Regions from separate parts of the Mus musculus genome. Here region 1 is linked to region 2. Evidence: chromatin loops called from intact Hi-C (ENCODE). Cell type or tissue: heart. All regions are shown on one strand. Region 1 overlaps Iqschfp (Iqcj and Schip1 fusion protein). Region 2 overlaps Iqschfp (Iqcj and Schip1 fusion protein).

Region 1 (5,000 bases), 410 kb after region 2:
TGCCTTCCTCTCCTGCCTCTGGTGCAGAAGTAATAAGCTGTAAACAAAAGTCCCAAGCCTCAGCACTCTCCAGCGCCTGGGCCTGCTTGTCAGGGGGAAGGCTGTCTGTCTGATTCCTGGTGGAGGAGAGTAGGGCCAATCATTTCCAGAAATCTAGAAGCAGAAACACATTCCTGGCATTCAGGAAAACTTCCAGGTTGCCAGAAAGTTCCCTTGTAAGAAGATAAGCCCCAGTTCCTGGCCTTTAAAATGCTCAGCCAAGCGCTATTCTTGTGTCTTATCAAGGTTCAATTAACCTGCCTCAGGAACTGACAGGCTCCAGATGACCCCAGAAGCCTCCTCAAAGGCCAAGAGACCAGCTGCTCTGCCCAAGCAGCAGACAAGCAAAACTGCCTTCCTTATATGGTGAAAAGTGCCCTGCCCCTTTAAGGCCAAGACACTGGGCTGCAGAGAGCCCCTGGGAAGTTTGCAGGCAGCCCAGTCCTGTGTCTGATCCTTGCCGCTCTGCAGGTGAGTTCCCCAACCTTCCCCTCTCACTTGCACCCAACTCTTAGGATTGTTCCCAAGGCGACTTGCGAATGCTTTTATGAACGGCTAGAGAATTTTAGGGTCAGCAGATAGGGTGTTACTTGCAGAAGTTTGAGGTGAAGGAAAAGCAAGGTTATCAGAGACATGTGCAGTAATGCAGCTAGCCAGGATGCGTCTAACTTCACCAATGAGGAAGCAGTAAGATTACAGATCCCCCCCCACCGTGCCCTCGGCATTCCAGGACAGGAAAAGTGAGAGCAGATTCTAGGCAAAGCCATGAGGGGGTAAGTTTAGACTCTTGAGCTGTATAAGCTCATGAACTGCAAGTTTAAAGCGGACAGGAGGAAACAATGCTTCTGCAAGTGCTGGTGGCTTTGTAGAAGCTGGAGTATAGGGCTGACTGCAGAGGGGAAAGTAGTGGTGAATGTTCACAGCGCTAGAGCAGGGAAGGCTGCGGCGTTAACCCTTTGTCTGGATAACTGTAAGTCCCCCCCCCCCCCCCCGCAGTCACAGACCCAAGGTGGGGCTAGGAGGGGTGCCTGTGAGAAGTCCTGCGATATAATGCTGTAAGAGGCTAATTAGATGAGGAAGACTCCAGTTGTGGCAAAGTGTCGCTGTTACCTCCCAAATACCATGTGAAGAAAAACGCTGGGGAATTCTGTCCTTCACCAGCCTAGGCAGGAAGACTTAGGTGCTCTTAAGCTGATTGTACCTCCATCATTCACTAACTAACTCTGCTTCCAGATGTTGTAGCCTCTTAAGTAACCAATCTGAAATCAACTAACAGAACTTTTGAAGGTCTAAATACTTGCTAGCACAGGGCATCTAGGAAAGGCTAAGATACATTCTTTTGGAAGTGGGATTTTATTGATTGCCTAAGGAGAAGTGGGTGTGGCAGAAGGAAAAAAAAAAAAACCTTAAGGGTCATTTTATCTCCTGTCCCAAGCCTTTTAACCAAGCTCATTCATCAGCTGTGGCCGAAAGTGAAGTCCGCCCAGGAATTTAAAAGAGCGATGGTGTGTTGCAGGGTGTGGGGTCGCCTTCTCTCTTTGCTAAGTCAGGGGCTATTCATCTTCTGAGGCCAGCCGGTTTTGGTGCAGTAGCTGGTGGTGGAAAGGTTTAAAATTGGATTAAAATTCCTTACACATTCTATGCCTTGTAAAAAAATATTCATATATCTGGGTAGTCACTGAAGAATTTATTAGCTAATTTATTGACTAATGAGTGCCCTATGCACTTGTTAGTGCTTCCTCAAGACTCCTTGAAAAGATTTTGTTTTTAAGCAACTGGGCTTTTTCCATTCAAGGTTTTCCATTTCCATTCAAGGGCTTCTCACTTGCCTGGCTGTTCATGTGTGGGCAAAGTCTGACTCTGACTTGCTACCCGAAAACCATAAAGGACTCTCTTGAGCCTGACCTACCACCACAAATGCTACTGTCCAGGCATAAAGTTCATAGTCACAACATAGGCAGTATCTGAGCTTATGGGACTAGCTCTGTTCATTTTGCATCAAGCTAATATAGAAAGAAGAGTCCAAAAGACTGCTTGCAGGCCTGATGGTTTGAATTTGACCCTGGATCCCACAAGGTGGCAGGAGAGAACTGGCTCCTAAGGATTGTCCCCTGACTTCCAAGGGCACCATAGCATAATAGCATCTGCACACACACATACATATGCACACACACATATGCATGCATACATGTGTATATGCTGCTTTCAATGTGCACATAGGCAAGAAGAGCAGAATCTCATCCCCCAAAGCCCCGACATCTCTGTCAGGTGACATTGTGATCATTTGTAAGCAAAGTCAAGGCATTTTAAAAGTACAGCTTCTTAAACGTCTCACACAGTGACTTTCAGTCACATACCAATGGTATGAATTCACAAGGCCATTTATCTCAAGCATGCTTCAATTTCTTCACTACTAGCATGTGGATTAGAAGGGACTTTCCAAGGATGTAGGAAGACCAGTTGGTATTCAGCAGGTCTGGGCTACATTTCCGGTCCCTTCACTTATTCTAGGACTGTGGAGAAATTCCTTAGCTAGTGTGCACCTCGGTGTCCTTGTTTACAAAGTAAATGAGTAACTCATTTTTTTTCTCTCCCTGTGACCTGGAGAAATATATCATCCTTAGAGGAGGAAATGAGGTTTGGAAGCAGAAACTAGCTCTGCAGCCTAAGTTTAGAACCACAGTGGGTTCATGTTCCTCTTCCCAGTCCCCTTTAAGGAGAGGCAACTCGTTCCTAGTTATCAAGCAGGCTTATTGTGGGCCTTCTTACAGCAAGCTCACTTCTACTTATTTGTGTTCCGAGACAAAGAAGAGTTGACTTTTCCCTTTGGTATAACATTCCATGTGCTTGAAGAGCAACAGTAAACCATCTCGGCATCTTTGTAAGAGGGGTCCACTCCAATAAAAAGTGTTGAAGGAGAATTTTTGTTAGAAGACAGCGATTCTTACATGTGCTTCAATAACACCAGTTGCTGCTGCTTTTCTACGAAGTCTCTTAACGAGTTCACATCTGTTCTTGAGAACACCACTGTGTGTGCTGTTTGCATTATTCAGGCTGTTTGAAGAGCTGGCGTGTTTTACTGTATGTAACAGGAATGTGTATGACATATATGGAAGACAATCTCTCTGCCACATTTGGAAGGAAAAGAGACATTTCAGCAGCTGAAATGATCCAAATACCTGTCACAGCATGCACACCAGCTGGGGAAGACAAATGACCCCACTCCCACCCTGAAGCTGGTCTCCTGGATTAACAGCTCTTCCACCAAGAGGCTGGATTTAGAGTTCCCTTAGATTGAGAGTTTAAATTCAGTGTTCGACTCTGGGCTTCTTCCTTAGTGTGTCTGAGGCTCAGTTCAAGTGCATAAGGGAAGGATAATAGTACCTGAGCACACAGCTCGGGGGGAGTCAGAAACACGCCAGTGGGGGTGGCCCTGTCTGCTGCATCCCAATGTTCAACAGTTCCTAGGAGAATTGCTAGACCTTGCTCATAAAACAGTGGCCCTGGGGCCTCAGCTGGTAAGAGCTTGCTGTGAAATCAAAAGAACTGAAGTGCAATTCCCAGCACCCGCATAGAAATCTGTCAGCCCAATGTTGAAGAGCAGAGACCCTAGAGTGAGAAATTCTGTCATAAGAAAAAAAAAAGCAATCGAGGCAGACACTCAGTTTCTTCCTCTGACTCCTGCATGCACACACATCTAAACCACCAATGCACATACACCACACACACACACACACACACACACACACACACCACATATATGCACAAAAATGAAAATTTAAAACAGTGTTAGCCCTGGACTTTGTAGCTCTTCAAACTATTTGCAAGTATAGTTATATTTCTCAGAATATACAAATGAAGTTTTAATTTTTTAGAATTTTATTTCATGTGTTTAAATGTTTCACCTGCATGTATGTATGTGCACTACATTCATGTCTGGTGTAGGTGACAATCAAGAGAGGAAGTCAGAGACTGGAGGTACAGATGGTTGTGAACCACCATGTGGATGCTGGGAATCAAACTTGGGTCTTCTGTAAAAGCAACAAGTGGTCTGGATGACTGAGACATCGCTCTAGCCCCATCTATTCATTCTTTAATAAAAAAAAAAAGTGTCAGTTTCTGCTTAAGTAGAACCAAAAAGCAGTTGTTAAGATGATGGTGGATACATAAATGGCTTAAAAGCTGCTGGGTTTTGTAGGGCTTTGGACTGTGTTCTGTAGAGTCTTTAACCTCGTGGGAGATGCTACAAGAAGGAAGACTTGGAATGAGGAGAAGGAAGTGGTCCTACATTAGGCAGGTGATTTGGAGACTCTAGAGAAGCTGATCTCAATCTCTGGACCCATCTCCAGCTGTTTGCTTTGACTTCTGCAGATAATTTTGTTCATTCTTGAGGCAGCCATGATGGGGAAACTTGGGGAACTGTCTTGAGCAGTGTCTAGCTTTCAGATAAAGCTGTATTTGGAGCAATCAAGAACAACGGTACCTCTGCCTGTTGCCCAGGTCCCTTGAGGGTGCCTGTGAGGCAAGCACACACTTGTCTGTTGAGCTCAGGGTTTGTGTTTAATGTTTGTGGCAAGCTGATGCCTGCCTATGGGAAATTGTCACTGGAGCAAGGCTTGTGGGTCTTGCTAGAGATGTGCTCTTGGCAGCTTGGCAGGACTTCTTGACTTTCTCTCTATTATCATATGGGGAACAGACCCCCTGCTCCTCTTCCTCCTCCTCCTCTCCCTCCTCCTCCTCCTTCTTCCCATTTCATCATACTTGCATCCAACTACTCGACTTCATTCTCTCTATTGCAATAATTCACAAACAAGCGAGAGCATAAAGCATTCGTTAAAACCTGGTTGTGGCCCCATCTCTTTAATAACTATATGTAGATCTGAACTGGGGCTGGAATATCTACAATTTTCTGTCATTGCTAATAGTCTAGGGGCCCCACTTTGGAAATAAGCCCTGTAACC
Region 2 (5,000 bases):
GGAATTTAAAATTATGTTTAAAACCTTAAACCCAAGGAAAAATCTGTGAGGGTACATTTTGTTCAAGAAGCAGGCAATAAAACAGTGAGCAATTATCACTAGAAAGGGTCAGCAGCTGTGCAAGGAAGGACCAGGCTGTATGTTGACAGCCCTTGTCTTACAGTTTCTATTATTAGAAAGGTTTTTGTTTTTTTTATTTTCCTGATATTAACCACAGCTTCAAAAACAAAAACCAACAAAACCCCAAACAAAAAAAAGCCTAGTGTAGAAATGTATGCCTTTAGTCTCAGGACACAGAGGCAGGCAGATCTCTGAGTTCAAGGCCAGCCTGGTTTACTAAGTGAGTTCCAGGGTAACCAGAGCTACACAGAGAAACCCTGTCTCAAAACAAAAACAAAAGCCAAAACAAACAACCAAAAAGCCAAAAAAAAAAAACAAAAAAAAACAAAAAAAAAAAAAAAAAAAAAAACAAACAAAAACCAAAAATCAAACAAAACAAAATGCCCCCTAATTATCTGTTACTTTACTGTCTTATTTAGCACAGGACACTTTTGGGCGTTTATTACCTGTGTCCCTTCTACAGTATGTTAAGTAAATGACTATAATGTCCTTGTGGTCTTGTCCGCCAAATCAGGGCCACCAGACCACAGCATCTGGCCATGCAGACACATTGCTCAGTGTTGAGAATGCCACACCCCCCTCCCCTTGAGGTCTGTGTGAGTGGAATCCCGGAAATGTGCTCTGTGGTCCCTGTCCAGAGCCTACCCATGGAACCTCTAAAATCTTGCATTGGATGAATAAATATGTAATCGTCCACCTGTCCATTTTTCTCAAAGATGAGAAATTAAAACATACGCACAGAAAAAAATCAGTGTACAAGCCAGTTTTGACTTTGACTGATGTGGGTTCTTTCTTCCCCTACTAAATTTGTTTTTTAAGGCTGAGTTAGCCGAGTTAAGTCTGAGAAAGGCAATCCAATTGGTTTTGTTGTTTTGCTCTATTTTGTTTCATGTTTAAAATCCAGTCTTGGTGGCCAAAATGGAGCTAAAACCCAAGCGCTTTTCTTTCGAGCACAATCTAGCTTACAGTTTCTCTATCTCTAAACCAGTCCCCGCCCCCGTGCCCTTCGGAGTGTGTGGGTGATGGCTGGCCGTGACATATTGCTGGGTTTTTCTGCAGCATCCAGCGAGCATGGCGAGAGTACTTGCAGAGGCAGGACCCCCTGGAGAAGCGGAGCCCATCCCCACCTTCTGTCTCTTCAGACAAGCTGAGCAGCTCTGTCAGCATGAACACCTTCTCCGACAGCAGCACACCCGTGAGTGTCTCCCGGCCGCTTGCTTGGACTGTCTTGCACTGAGTATTGTTAGCCCAGGCTCTGGTTCCCAGAAAAGATCTTGAGATGGTTTGTGATGGGGTGTGTGTGTGTGTGGAGGGGTGCTTATTTGCTGCATGGGAGCCCACAGTGAGGCTCTTGGCGTGGTAGAACTAAGACAAGATTCATGATACAAAAATGAACTCAATGCGTCCACAGAGTGGGGATTCTGTGCGACGTTGCTTCTCTATCCCTGAGGTGGGTGCGCCCCACCCCCCATTTCTTCTGGTGTGTTTTCTCTGGCATGTGCTTATGTGATGCTTGTCTGGTTGGAAAGTCATCTTCGTTATTAGGATTAGAAAGAGAACTTTTGGCAGGAAAAATTGAAGTTGATCACAGACTGAAATTGCTGAAATGGATTGAGTGTGGCTAAATGGGTTGCACAGACCCCTCCTGAAAGGACTCCTGATAGGGCTTGGGGGAACCTGCCGCACCTGTACAGGCAGGACAGACGCTGGCAAGTGCAGTTCTCCTGACGTCCAGAGTTTTAAGTGATGACAACCATTAAGAAGTTTTGAAAGGGAAACATATGGTTTTGCATACTGAAATTGGCCACCCGTTTGAGTTCTCCAGAATGGGGTTATGGAATTAACGCATCTGCTACAAGCCTGTGCTTTGTGTGGTGTGGGGGTGGGGGTGGGTGGGGGCGCTGGTGGGGGAATCATCATTAGGCTCTGTTAAATCAGCGCGTTTCGCCATTGCGATCATTTATTTGTAAATAGTCATAGAAATGATAAAAAGTTAGGAAGAGGTAACCATGCAAAGTATATTATTAAAAAATATTCTTTTTATAATTTGCTGTCATACTTTCTCAGGCATATGATGAGATATGGCAAAAGTTACTTTCTTTGAAATGTGTGCAGAAGTCTGCATGGCTTGGCATTATTGCCTAATATTTTAATGTAGATGTGAGTTGATTTGTTGTTGTTGTTATTGTTGTTGTTGTTGTTAGTTTAGTTAGTTTTTAGAAGAAAGAAAAAGCTAGTTTTATAGCTGTGAAAGTAAAAAACGGCAGATCTGTTTAATCGACCCAACATTTGGTCATTTGGAGAAAGGGATCCCTGTTACTGGCCTCCCGGTCACTAGAGGGCGCTTGTGAACCACATTGGAAAATGCTGGGCGGTGCTTGGTTTATAAGTAAAAAAGAAAGTGAAAATTGAGCTCTTAGGATGCCTTTGCTGTGAATGTCAATAGAAAATGCAATGAAATGATTGTGAAGAGTCTATGAAACTCTATTTCAGAAACCGTTTTTGTCTGTGAGTTAGGGATTTAGATTCAAACTGCCCCTGTATTCTAGCGTGCTTCTCAATTTGTGGGTCGCGACCCCTCTAGCAACCCTCTAGCTCCAAAAAATATTTACAGTAACAAAATCAGTTATGAAGTAACAACGAAACTACGTTTATGATAGGGGGTCACCACAACATGAGGAACTGAATTAAAGGGTCGCAGCATGCGGAAGGTCGAGAACTGCTGCTCTAAAGGTCCCAATTCAGGGCAAGTAGCTGCCGCGCTGAGTCGGGTGACCCACTGTGTGCGCGTTAGTGTTCTTCAGTCTTTGAGAGTTGTTGACATCTTAGAATGTATCCTAGCCTCTTCCGCCCTGCTCCTTCAACCCTATCACCTCAAGTGTTTTGGGTAAACACTTGAGTAAATGATTGTTCTCCTGGGCTGTGGCTCGTCCAGTTTATTTGTATCCGCCCCTGGTGCTGAGTCCTCTAAACCACCCAATCTCCTGAGTTCCCTGAATCTTTTTCTAATAGAGGAGCTTGCATTGTCCAAACTTCTCCCTGTCAACTGGCTTTTTCATAAGGTGTATCCGACCCGATAGTCACTCTAGTGTAGTCTAGCTCTGTGGGTTGAGGGACAAAGAAATCTTTAAACTTGTGCAAAATATAAGAGTCAAACAAATCTTTCAAAAAGTCATTATTGCAATCTGCTATCAGAAAGCAAGCAGAGCCTGATCAGAGTTCTAATAGGGGCCATTGATCATATCGATGACTTTGATATTAGCGGTGACAATCATGTGACAGCAACTGTACAAAATAAGACACACACAAAATGTAAGACATAAGCAATATTAGATATTGAACTGTTTCCAAGCCTCCAGGGTGTCAGATAGGCAAATATCCAAGACTTAATTGTATTCTCTCAGTGCTGGGCATCAAGCCTATGTAGGTCTACAAGTATTCTACCACTGAGCTATAGCCCTATCCTACAAGGCACAATGTTAAAAAAACAAACAAACAAACAAACAAACAAAAAAAAAAACAACAACACAAACCTGTGCTTAGTGGGTTGAAGTCAATATAACTGGATAAATGTTCTTCTATATTCCATGGTCATCACTCATCACTGCAGCAAGACCCCTTACAGAAACTTATCTTTACATCTTTTGGGGCTTGCAGCCCACATAAAGACAAAGTAGAAAATTAGTATGATTTACTCTGAGCAACCTGTCAAGCACACAGCCCTCTACCGCTCTCAGAAGGCCCTGTTTCGGAGGCTTGGTTTCCCTGCCCACTGTGAGTTGGCTCAAGTTTACGCAAGGCACAGGATGCTCCTGTCTTAAAGGCAGCAGGTTCTACAAATGACCAACAAAACCATTGAGAGCTTTGGTGCTACAAACCGCCAGGCACATCGTATTATCCTTTCTTTATTTCTTCAAACCTTCAGCACAAGCCCTCCGGGAGAGTCCCTAGGCCTGACTTGTGCTCCTCTTGTAGTTTGCTGAACCTCTTGTTGTAACTGCCTAGACCCTGTCCAGTTTCCTTGACTGCCTGTGTTGTCTCTGGAGCTAGATCAGCTGTTCTCCACCCACACACGGTCATAGCTTCAGTTACTGCCTGTCCCAGATGTGCATCCCATAGGGAACCAGTTCCTTGATCCAAACTGAATCCTCTCACTGACTTGAGAATGGCTCTTCTGGGTGCTTCTGCTCACTGTTTTGGCAGAACACAGTGATTAATATAGAGCCCAGAATGTGTCTGCTTTAAAATATGGAACAGCGGGCGTGTTTGAGCATGAGCTCTCAACTCCCCCTTAAGAAGAACTGAAGATTTGTCACATGCCTGGCTCTTGGCTAACACTTCTCAGGGGTTACCTCATTCAGTCCTCTCAGTGTCCACGAGAAGGAGGCACAATTATTATCTCCATTTTACAGACAATGGAAATGAAATTTGAAAGATGAGTAGCCACCCTTGGGTTACACACCGGACCAGAGCTTGCCCACTTCTGTCTTCCATCATTTCACACAGCTTGAAAGCAAGCCTTCATTCAGGCATGCTCAAGGAGGAGGGGCAGCAATCAGCTAGTGCATTTGTAAGACTACAGTTTGATAGCTCTAAACACTGAATGAAACAGTTGAAAAAGCCCATTTGATTTTATAAATTGCCTTACTCCGTGCTCTTTGATTAAAATCTCAAACCTCAGCTATTCAGCGCCAAATTAAAGAGCAACAGGAGGGGAGATAATATTAAGTTATGTTAGCAATTTGCATATTAAGTGCCCTCATACTGTAGTGTATCATGTTGTAACTGGAAAGTTTGGGTTTAGAAATAAGAAATTTGAATAGCAACTGTAATTGGGGAATGGAAATGGTAAGTGTCGAGGTGAGGAAAAGTTACCTTTT

What was found. A loop is a pair of places that touch in the nucleus more often than their neighbours do. Peaks named below come from ENCODE experiments on the same cell type or tissue, not always from the same donor. Only the 100,000 strongest peaks of a DNase experiment are listed, where the experiment ranks them.
Region 1: a loop joins it to region 2, with 3 times the contacts of the local background. A loop is called at or near these places in 4 of 42 quality-filtered maps.

What each region holds. Positions count from the first base shown.
Region 1 is chr3:68,467,720-68,472,719 of GRCm38, forward strand. The region is part of intron 4 of Iqschfp (Iqcj and Schip1 fusion protein); the gene reads left to right. All of the region lies in intron 1 of Schip1 (schwannomin interacting protein 1), which reads left to right. Among named protein-coding and RNA genes, the nearest start is that of Gm22073, 77 kb to the right of the region's middle. In heart, a CTCF peak has its summit at 2,104 (motif pointing right); a DNase peak (open chromatin) is centred at 412; H3K4me3 peaks cover 2,742 bases; H3K27ac peaks cover 3,006 bases.
Region 2 is chr3:68,054,084-68,059,083 of GRCm38, forward strand. It overlaps Iqschfp (Iqcj and Schip1 fusion protein), which reads left to right. Exons shown (of 11, transcript NM_001113419.2): 4 at 1,180-1,315. It overlaps Iqcj (IQ motif containing J), which reads left to right. Exons shown (of 4, transcript NM_177585.3): 4 at 1,180-2,510. The coding sequence ends at 1,357. Among named protein-coding and RNA genes, the nearest start is that of Schip1, 8.2 kb to the right of the region's middle. In heart, a CTCF peak has its summit at 2,452 (motif pointing right); no DNase peak of the experiment used is centred here; H3K4me3 peaks cover 1,117 bases; H3K27me3 peaks cover 649 bases.